Linked DNA regions of Homo sapiens: region 2 is linked to region 1. The links are chromatin contacts, found by Hi-C or POLR2A ChIA-PET in ENCODE. All regions are on one chromosome and are shown on one strand. The core of a region is the stretch at or near the end of the contact, and the rest is flanking DNA. Distances in the headings are between cores, read along the strand shown.

Region 1 (5,326 bases), core at 1,488-3,987:
TATGATCATGCCTGTGAATAGCCACTGTATTCCAGCCTGAGCAACATACCAAGGCCCTGTCTCTAAGCCACCAGGAGATGGTGGCCCATTTCACAGAAAGCTGCATTTGAGCATGTTCTAGAAAGAGGTGCCACAATCCTCCAGGCAGACAATAGGAGGAAGGGCCTTTTAGTCAGTGGCCAGTAGGTATGAGTGAGTAGGGCACTAACAGGCAGGAGGCAGGTGTGGCTGAGGTACTGGATATGGGCACTAAAGATGGATATGTAGGTTGTGGCAAAATTGCAAAGGACCTTGAATGCCCTGCCAAGGCGTTGGGACTTCATCCTGTAAGCAGGGGGTGGGCAGTGACATGATGAGCTAGATGTTGTAGAAAGTGAGGAGGACGAGCCAGGTGTGGTGGCTCACACCTGTAATCCCAGCACTTTGGGAGGCTGAGGCAGGCGGACTACGAGGTCAGGAGATCGAGACCAACCTGGCTAACACAGTGAAGCCCCGTGTCTACTAAAAATACAAAAAATTAGCCGGGCGTGGTGGCGGGCGTCTGTAGTCCCAGCTACTCAGGAGGCTGAGGCAGGAGAATGGTGTGAACCCGGGAGGCGGAGCTTGCAGTGAGCCGAGATCGCGCCACTGCACTCCAGCCTGGGCAACAAAGCAAGACTCCATCTCAAAAAAAAAAAAAAAAAAAGTGAGGAGGATGAGTAGAAATGAGCACGATAGGAGTCGGGGAGACCCAGGAGACTATCGAGGTATCTGGAGGTAAAAGAAGATGCTGAGGGCTTGAATTAATTAAGCCCGTTGGGCCAGAACTGGAAGGGCAATATGTACATTCACACCCCTAGGAGGCAAACTGGCAGGACATTTTTGGTGCTCTCGTTCCAGTTTGCTCTGCATTGCAGAGGCCGTGGGACCAAGTGACTGGTCAGCAAGGGTAAGCCCCTAGTTGGTTTAGAAGGTGGGGAAGTGGGCTGGGCGCAATGGCTCATGCCTGTAATCCTAGCACTTTGGGAGGCCAAGACGGGTGGATCACCTGAGGTCAGGAGTTCAAGACCAGCTGGCCAACATGGCAAAACCCCGTCTCTACTAAAAATACAAAAATTAGCCAGGCGTGGTGGCACACGTCTGTAGTCCCAGCTACTTGGGAGGCTGAGGCAGGAGAATCACTTGAACCCGGGAGGCGGAGGTTGCAGTGAGCCGAGATCACGCCACCGCACTCCAGCCTGGGTGACAGAGCGAGACTCCGTCTCAAAAAAATAATAATAATAATGATAAGAAGAAGGTAGGGTGTGTCCAGTGTCCACTTCTTTTGAACTTTATTGGAGCTAGGGCCTTTATCAGGAACTGAGAGCCATAGCCATCTCATTGTAAATTCAGACCACCACCTACATGACCTGTGCTGGCCAGCTTGGTCTCATACAGCCCCCTCAGTGTCTGATTCCCCAAGATTTTTATATGTTACCCACATGGGTGCTACGGTCAGTCCCATCATGTTTCCAGCTCAGGAGGCTAAAGGCCCAATCACGAATTTGGTTCTTTGTATTGCACAACAGCAGGGCATTTTAAAGTCAAATTGAGCCAATCCACTCATTTGACACTCAACAAATATTTGCCCATTGCTACAGTGTGCTTAAGAGATTTACCCAAAAGGAACAGAGAAAGGGGTAGGGTGAGAAAACACTGAGGTCAGATTATAATGAGAGTGGTTTTTCTCACTGAGGTTTCACTTGGTATGTCCAAATTAGATAGAGATGTGTTTCTCATTGAGTTTGAAAAGGAAATATTATCTTTAAGTCTTTAGGTTCCCAACTTCATGAAGATGGAGCCAGGTGATAAGTGGCATCAAATGCCATTCTGAGCAACATGTTAAACACTCAGAAAGCAAGATGGGTCCCATGTGGCCTGGTGATTTTCCCTAAATGCATGCAGCTCTTACTCGCCCGGAGGCTTGTCCACAGCTGTGGTGGTTATGACGGTGGTGATGGAGATCACCCACTTTGTGCCAGGCACTCTGAAAAGTGCTTCCCTTACATTCTCTCTAAACCTAACCACCTAACCACACCCTGCAAGGTAGACATCTTACACGTGAGGAAATCAGAGTGCAGGGAGGTGGGTGGATTTGTCCAAGATCGTACTGCCATGTAGGGGCAGAGCCAGGATCTGAATTCAGATCTTGTCGCTAAAGGTTATGACCATTCCATCGTCATGCCATCTCCCACTGCTTCAAAATGGGAAGGAAGTTTCCCATTTTTGAACAAAAGCATCTGGCCAATGGATCTCAAACTTTAGTGTGCATCAGAGTCTGTGTTAATAGAATGCAGATTGCGGGGTCTGAGCCCCAGAGTTTCTGATTCATTAGGTCTAAGGCAGGGCCTGCTAATCTGCATTTCTAGCAACCCCAGATTTGCTGGTGTTGCAGCTAGCCCTGGGACCTTGCTCTGAGAACCACTGCTCTTGGGGTTAACAGAAGATGATGCTACTGCCTCCTCCTCCTCCTCTTTCTGTTCATTTTGACATCTCCAAAACCGATCCATTTCACCTGCCTGAAGAAGAGGGCCGGGGCGAATGCTGCCCTCACTTCTGCCCATCTGTTTCCTGGGAGTCTGTGTGGGAGGCTATAGGCTCCTCACTGACCCAGCGCAGAGGATTCCTGGCTAAGCCATTGGCTCCCAGTTGTTTACAGACACATCTACTCTCAGGTCACTGCTCTCTCTCTCTCTCAACCCCAGGGGGCATTCCCAGGCCTCTCTGGGCTTTCTGTTCTCTCACAGCTTCTCTGCAGACTGAACCTGCTTTCATCTGCTTAGTCAAGTGTGGTTTATGAACTCTGATTGCCTACAACACCCTCTCTTCATTAGTCAGACTTTGGACTGGGAATGAGAGATCTTTTCCAGGGTAATATGGGACACACAGGCTGCTTCTGTCACCTGGGATCCTTGCTGCTCTGGGAAAGATAAACTTTCTAGCATCTTGTTGACCTTCCCAAGTTATAGTTTGACAAGGGAACATATGTTTCAAAGGCTTGTGGACTTTTAGACTTGGAAGAGATCTTGGTGGAAAAAAAGGAAGGGAAGAGAACAAACACTTATTGAGAATCTGCCAAGTGTCAGGCACAAGGCCAGAGACTTAATATGTGCCACAGTATTTACTCTTCACAGTAACCCTATGAGATAGGGTTTGGGTTTTTTCATTTTAATCCCCATATATAGATGAGAAACTGAGATTCTAAGTTTAGCAACTGGTAAGGGTCACACAGCTAGCTAGTGGCAGAACCAGGATTTGAACCCAGGTCTACCCATATTCTCTCTTCTACTGCTCGCCCAGCAGTCCATAGCATTGATGGTCTCCATAATGTGATATCCATTGATTGTCCTGGCTTGCTAAGACACCGTGTGTCAGTCATACAGTGGTCAGTGCTGGGGAAGCAAGGACTAGTCCAGTTAGAGAAGCCGGTAGTGGGTGGTAGGAGGAACTGAGAAAACGGGTCATGGTTGAGTGCTGCATGAGCAGGTGGGAGGTGCCAGGAGTCTGTAGAGTTAGTAACAAGAGCTGCTGGGAGCAGGTCAAAGCAAGCAAGATGACAGTCATCTCCAAGGAAAGATGAGCAGCCAGCCAGGGGCCTCGACTCCGGCAAAGCTAGCCAGGGCTGCTCTAAAGAGCCAGGTGCCAGCCCTCCCGCCCAGGTGTGGGTCTGCTTGAAGACAGTCCCCCTGCCCTCCACGTCCATCAGTGTGTGCTTTGTGCCCAGCATTGTGCCCAGCATTGTGCTAGGTGTTGACGCTCCTTTTTTTTTTTTTTTTTTTTTTTGAGACAGAGTTTTGCTTTTGTCACCCAGGCTAGAGTGCAGTGGCACGATCTGGGCTCACTGCAACCTCCGCTTCCCGGGTTCAAGTGATTCTGCTGCCTCAGCCTCCTGAGTAGCACACACCACCACTCCCAGCTAATTTTTGTATTTTTAGTAGAGACGGGGTTTCACCGTGTTGGCCAGGATGGTCTGGATCTCTTGACCTCGTGATCCGCCCGCCTTGGCCTCCCAAAATGCTGGGATTACAGGCGTGAGCCACTGTGCCCAGCCTCCTTTTTAAAAATAAAATTAAATAAATAAAATATTCTTGTTTTCAAAGAGCTCACAGCTCAGGTATAGGTACAAGCAACTGACTACACAGCCAGATAAGTATTATTTTTAACACGGTGTTTCGTAGCTTAGACTGTCAATTCACATACCCACATGATGTCCAGCGACCCTCATGGGAAGCATTCCCGCAGGGGAGAGAGGAAGGGCCCTGTGCGAAGCATTCTGCTCTTCCACGCCTGACATCGCATGGAGCCTTGGCACAACCCCTTGAGGAGCACAAAGGAGGGAGTCCTAACATCTCCTTGTGGGGGATGGGCAAAGCTTCCCAGAAGTATGGGTAGAAGCTCTTCATGCAGAAACCAGGAAGGCAAGGTCACTGCCATTTCTTCCGCTGTGTCATTTCAGCGTGATAGGCACTTTTAGCTTTAGCTAGAAGGAGGGCAGGGGGCTTGAGACTGGCCTCTTGGCCTTTCCTTTTCCACTGCCATCTGAAAAGCCCTAACTTTTTTACATCTATCTTCCTGCAACAGCTCCCTCCAGAAAATCCAGATGTCTAAAGTGCTAGCAAGCAAAGGGCTAGTGGGTGTGCTTTTAGCCGACATAGTCTGGCTTGTGAACAAATGTTAAGAAGGTCTCTTTTTCCTCGCTCTCTGCCATCCATTTTTCCTCAATGACTATTTTCCTAGAGTTCATCATGTGATAACCATGACAGACCAGGGATAGATGAGGGAGGAGCCATCAATGAGAGACGTCATCTGTCCTCACTGAGTCAGTGAAAGAAAATGTTAGGCTGGAATCAATGACTTATTGAGCATGAGGTCAGAGGGGAGGAGATTTACATTTGTCTCTTAAATAGTGGTGAGTGAGAAAGCAAGTTCTGGATTGGAATTCAGCAGAATGGCTTCTCCCTAAGCAGCTGGAAGACCAGGAGCAGGGAGGACATGGGAAGGGACCCTCAAAAGGAAGCAGAGACATTAGCTAGGTGCTGGGGGTCTGGAAAGGCAAGAACCTTCAGGCAGCCTGGGTGGTCACTCGGCTGAGCCAGCACTGAAGGAGCTCTGGAAGGAGGGATAGCTAGTCCTCCCGCCCACACCAACACCAGCACCGATGTGGCTGCCCCCTCTGGTGTCCTCCATGGTGGGAGCCAGGTTGAATGCTGCTCTAGGACACTTTGTAGAGCACCCATGGGGATACTGTCTCTTCAGTGGACTTCTGACTGAAGCAGGTGGAGACCCTCCCTCTCCTCACCAGCACTGG
Region 2 (5,326 bases), core at 903-3,402, 360 kb after region 1:
TTTAAATTGAGATTTTCAAGAGATGTTTATATTAATAAGCAGATTAAGTGACGCATTTACATTTGCTTTCTCTTCCATGCAACATCAGGGTGCCTGCATTGGAAATGGAATACATGACCAGCAAATGAATGGATGTGTCACATGCAAACAGCATGACTGGAAATTTAAGAAGCAAAATGATAAGAACCTTAGGGAACGCAAAATTCATAAAAGTTTAGAATTACAAGAGGCCTTAATAGGCCATTTAATCCATTCCAATAACAACAACCCCAGATGACAATCTATCCTATTTTTAAAAGGCTCCAGATTTCCAACCTCCCTAGATATCTCATTCTGCCATACAACCTTGTCATGTGATTTGGGGGAAATATTATGACTGTTCTTTGCCCTTCCTAATGCTATCTTTTCTCAAATAATATAGCAATACATCTTAACTCACTTCCAAGATATATAAATGTGTATAGGTGCAGAATACGTGTGTGTGTGTGTGTGTCTCTATACATATATACGTACATTTATGCATAAGACAGGCACCTAGGACATTCAATTTTGCTTGTATAAACGCAGGCTATGGAAACACATATATCAAAGAGACATACTCATCCCACACTAATCACAACAGGCACTATGAAACAATGTCACAGAACAATTTTGGTCTAAAAATATCCAGTAGAAATCAATTTCATAAAACCTGAGGTAAATAGGTTTCTTCCCACTATGAATAATCATAGTTTCTTTCCCTTCTACAAATACTGCCCCATTTTGAGCAACCACCACTAACAGAATTGTAAAAATATAATATATACATAGGTACTAGACCCAAACAGACAATGTTTTAACGTTTGATTTTTCAAACCACTTAGCTAACAATCATTTTGGAAAAGGGCCCAGTGAAAAAGATAGTGATGGCAGAGTTCAGCCAGTGATAATGAACTAGCAGCCAGTTTTAATCAAGCAGGCCAGAGAACTGATTCAAATAAAATAAATCATTTTTGGAACAAATATAGAATGAGGAAGTCCCAAGCAAGGATAAAAAAAAATGTGTCTGTTAGGAAATACAATAAAATGTTAACCATGAAATGCCACCTCTGGAGATGGAATTACAAAGATGGGTTAGTTTGTTCAGATTTGTTATTCCCATCATTTAATTATCTCTATATTCTAAGTATTATAGACATTTCTTAAACTAAGACAAATCTGTCCCTGTGTTTCACAGCTCTCTAAGATAACATGTCTTTTACATAACCTCCTGGGAGAGGTGGTACAAGCTCCTGTCCTCCTCGTGTCTCCCAGTAACCTGCCACCCATCACAGAACAGATTTCACCATGTTCCCCGGGGTAGCTCCTGTCATCACCATCATCATCCTCATCTCACGCTTAAGACTAAACAATGCGCCCCGCCTCGCCTCCCGGTTGCAAAGGCTTTATAATTTGTTGTTTTATTGGGGCGGGAGATTTGGAGAAAGGTTTAGCAGATGATGAGCTGCCCTCACCCAAAGGCAGAGGAGAGGAGGAAGACACGTCGTCCCAGCCTCCACCCCGCTAAAGGCGGCCGGCGCCTGGGGACACCGGGGTCGCGGCACTCCCCGGACCCTGAGAGGGAGTCGGCCGCCGCCCGCGGACCGAGCCCCAGCCGGGGCAGAGGAGCTGGTCAGCAGATAAAGGAATGAAGCAGAAAGAGACGCGACCACAGCGGGGCCGGGGCACAGACGTTGTAAGCCGCTGGAGGGGCGGGTCTCTCGGCCCTCTCCGCGGGCGCCTCGGCTTCTACGCTGCTCCGAGGCGCCCGGGCGGCAGGAGGCCTCTAGAGCCGGGGACCCGGGGGATCCGCGGCGCGCCAGGAGGGCTCCCCCAGCTCGCCTGCCGCCCACCCGGGACCCCAGCAGCCCCGCTCGGCTGCAGTCCCGAAACGGCCCCGGCCGGCCCTGCGCGGCCGGCAAAGCACACACGCGCGCGCGCACACACACACACACACACACACACACACACACACACAGGACCAGGAGGACGGTAGATGATGCGTTACCGTACGTGGCTCTGGAGCTGGCGGGGTGGGGCGCGGCTCCGGCGACCCGAGCCCGGCTCCGCAGAGGCTGCGGCGGTCGCGTCCTTTATTTTTGCTGCAGCAGCAGCGACTTGTCAAAGGGAAAGACGTAAGAGGCGGCGGCAGCAGCGGCGGCGTCAGGCGAGTCTCACGAGATTTGGGCGGAACTCTCGCGCAGCCGGGAGCCCTCGCCCCGCCCAACAGGCCCAGCGCGGGAGGTGAAAGGGGAACCGAGAGGAAGGCGGCTGAGGTGGAGTTGGGGGTTGAGCGAAAAGGGGAAAGGGATTTGGGAGCGAGGGGAGCCAAGCTAGGTGCTGGGGACACTTTGCTACCGCGCGGCCCTCACCCTTCAGCCGTCGCGGAATCCGGGCAGCCCCGACCGCCTGCGGGGACCTGACTCCACAGATGAAGCACAATTGGGGGCGTTTCACAAAGGGTGGTGAGGAGTGGGGGGCCATGCAGTGCGCCCCCTTTTCCTCGTGGTGGGCAGGGAAGACCCCGCCGCCAGGCGAAGGGACACGTGTTACGGCCGGCGGCAGGGCCAGGGCCTCACCCCTTTATCTCCGCCTCGCACCCGGCGCCCCACGCTCTTTATCTCTCATCGCAGCGGCCCCGGCCCTCCGGCCGGCTAAGTTCAATCACATAAAAGCGTTTCACTTGACCTACTCTTCCACCTTGTTCATGTCTTTGCGCCTTATGGGACTGCCAGAACCCTGCAGATGCCAGGGCCTGGCTCCTCGGTTTTCTTTTCTGCTTGGGAACACAGTAGTGTCCTTTGGGTGACTTACATCCTTGATCATGACCTCGACCTCCACGTGAAACCCCATGAGGGGAAGGACACAGACTGGCTCAGTCCTCACCATATCTCCAGCGCCTAACATAGGTCCAAGTGGACATTAAATTGTTGAGTGAATACCCCATCTCCATCTTCCTCCTTCTGTACCTGGTTTTACTCCTTTCCAGCCACCTTCATGGTGTCTTTCCTTCCAGATATTCTAACGAGCATCAATTAAACTGACCGATGACTTGGGGACAAAAAATAGAGTTGGCCTCTGCGTTCCAGAAGTTTGCAATCCAATTGGAGGCGTAGGAGAAGCACACAAACATACAAGCCATGAATGTGTCACTAATGTAAGAAATTACGGTATAGACAGACGAGGGAGTGCTTTCCCATGGTTAAATTAGATACATGTTTGTGTGTCACATGAGGCAGTTTAGTCCAAGAGTTAGGAGCCATGTGCTTCACTGTCAGACACTGGTGGGAATTCTGGAATCCCACTTACCCCAGGTGTGTGACCTTGGGCAAGTTGCTTGACCTCTCTGAACCTCAGTTCCTTATGTGTCAATTTATAATGCCAGTTCTTGTTATCACAAGGTTCCTCTGAGGAGTAAAATATATGTAAAGCTCACATACGGCACATATTAAGTACTCATTAAATGATGGGTCTTAGGTGTGTAGCTTTTAAGTTTCTATGTATAAAATGTGTATTTCTGGTAAATGATGTAAGGGAGTAGCTACATGAGGAGTGATGTCATTGTTGCTAGTGCTTTATGATCTGGGTATTGTGTGTGAAGCATACTCAAAAACAACAAGCAAAAGCTCCTCCTTTTAACTTGTTGATGTCATCTACGTCACTCACAAATATGATATTCTGTCTTTCTTGAATTTGTAAAATTGTACTGGTTTTGCCCACTTTTTCTTTTTCTTTTTTTTGAGATGGAGTTTTGCTCTTGTTGCCCAGGCTAGAGTGCAATGGCACCATCTTGGCTCACTGCAACCTCCGCCTCCCAGGTTTAAGCGATTCTCCTGCCTCAGCCTCCCAAGTAGGTGGGATTACAGGTGTGTGCCACCATGCCTGGCTAATTTTTGTATTTTTAGTAGAGATGGGGTTCCACCATATTGGCCAGGCTGGTCTCGAACTCCTGACCTTGTGATCCGACCGCCTTGGCCTCCCAAAGTGCTGGGATTACAGGGGTGAGCCACCGTGCCCAGCCTGGTTTTGCCCATTCTATTTCAAGAAAAGGACTGCTTACTTTAAAGACCAATCAAGAGACTCCCTCTTTTACCATCTCCTTAGCTTCCACCCTCAGAGCTGTGTGTAAAAGAGAATTGAATACAACTGTGTTCAGTTGCATACAATTAGCAAATACTGTTAGTGTCAGCAAGTGAGCCCTGACTACTAGCCACCCTCACCTTGACCACACCACTCTTTCCCAAAACACTGTTTTTTTCTTTCTTTCTTTTTTCTTTTTGAGGTGGAGTCTCACTCTGCTGCTTAGGCTAGAGTGCAGTGGCGTGATCTTGGCTCACTTCAACCTCTGTCTCCCGGGTTCAAGCGATCCTCCTGCCTCAGTCTTCCTAGTAGCTGGGATTACAGGTGTGCTGCACCATGCCCGGCTAATTTTTTTATATTTTAGTAGAGACAGGGTTTCACCATGTTGCCCAGGCTGCTCTCGAACTCCTGACCTCAAATGATCTGCCTGCCTCGGCCTCCCAAAGTGCTGGGATTACAGGCGTGAGCCACCGCACCATGCTTAAAACACTGTTTCATACTCAAATCAGCATATCCTGGAACCTTGTTGTCAGCATTAACCTCCCAACTCTACCAGTTCATTTTATTCAGATTTCCCTAAAGAAAAATGTTGGAGATGGGAAGAGTGGATGGAGGGATCTCAGAGCCACAGCCAAGTCCTAAGCATCACAAGCCCTTGGTCTGATAGCCCTCTGAGCAGCATACCCTGGCCATACCAGTCAGCCACATCTTCCTCCCCTCACGTATGTCACCCCCACTTCATGCCTCATACTTCACAGCACCACACCACAGCTGGGAGGTCCCAGGCAAAGGAACTGGAGAATCAACAGTAGAATATATATTTTTCATCTTTCATCTGCATTTAGGAAATGTGCAACTCCTAGATAAAAATCAGGGCTAAGTTTGAAGTGAAGAAATCCAGCAGAGCAGTAAAGTGTGGAGGCAGAGCAGCAGGGGTAAACAGACACTGGGAGTAAGTTTGTGTTGCCCTTGGCACTTGGCTCAGGAAATATATCACTCTGAAAACAGAAAAGAGCTCCAGAGCAGGAATCCATGGACATGAGTTCTGGTAGCTCCAGAAATTGCAGCCTAGTTGCCCTGCCATTACACAGTCTTTCTGAGCCTAGTCTCACATCTGTAAATAGGGGTAATAATAAAACCCACTGCCTGCCGGAGAGTATCATGGGAGTCAAATAACATAAGAAAGTACTTTGTAACCATATTTGTAGCACTATTTAAATGTGAGGTA

The links. Hi-C counts contacts between places; a loop is a spot of excess contacts on that map. ChIA-PET counts read pairs that join two places held with the same protein, here RNA polymerase II (POLR2A). Pooled maps may share reads with other maps.
Region 2: a loop to region 1 is called in a pooled map, with 4 times the contacts of the local background. The contact joins the promoter of HERC1 here to the enhancer-like site in region 1. A Hi-C loop is called at or near these places in 7 of 50 pooled maps. POLR2A ChIA-PET finds 5 or more read pairs at or near these places in 2 of 52 experiments (A673 and activated T-cell).

What each region holds. Positions count from the first base shown.
Region 1 is chr15:63,471,539-63,476,864 of GRCh38, forward strand. No RefSeq gene overlaps it. Among named protein-coding and RNA genes, the nearest start is that of USP3, 30 kb to the right of the region's middle. RefSeq lists enhancers at 1,861-1,920, 2,841-3,150, 3,741-3,860. Within about 2 kb of position 2,738, at least 17 of the 41 ENCODE cell types and tissues checked have a DNase peak (open chromatin) inside an H3K27ac peak, as active enhancers do.
Region 2 is chr15:63,831,796-63,837,121 of GRCh38, forward strand. HERC1 (HECT and RLD domain containing E3 ubiquitin protein ligase family member 1) reads right to left here and starts at 2,153. Exons shown (of 78, transcript NM_003922.4): 1 at 2,032-2,153. RefSeq lists enhancers at 1,309-2,174, 2,175-3,038, 2,212-2,341 and a silencer at 1,542-1,971.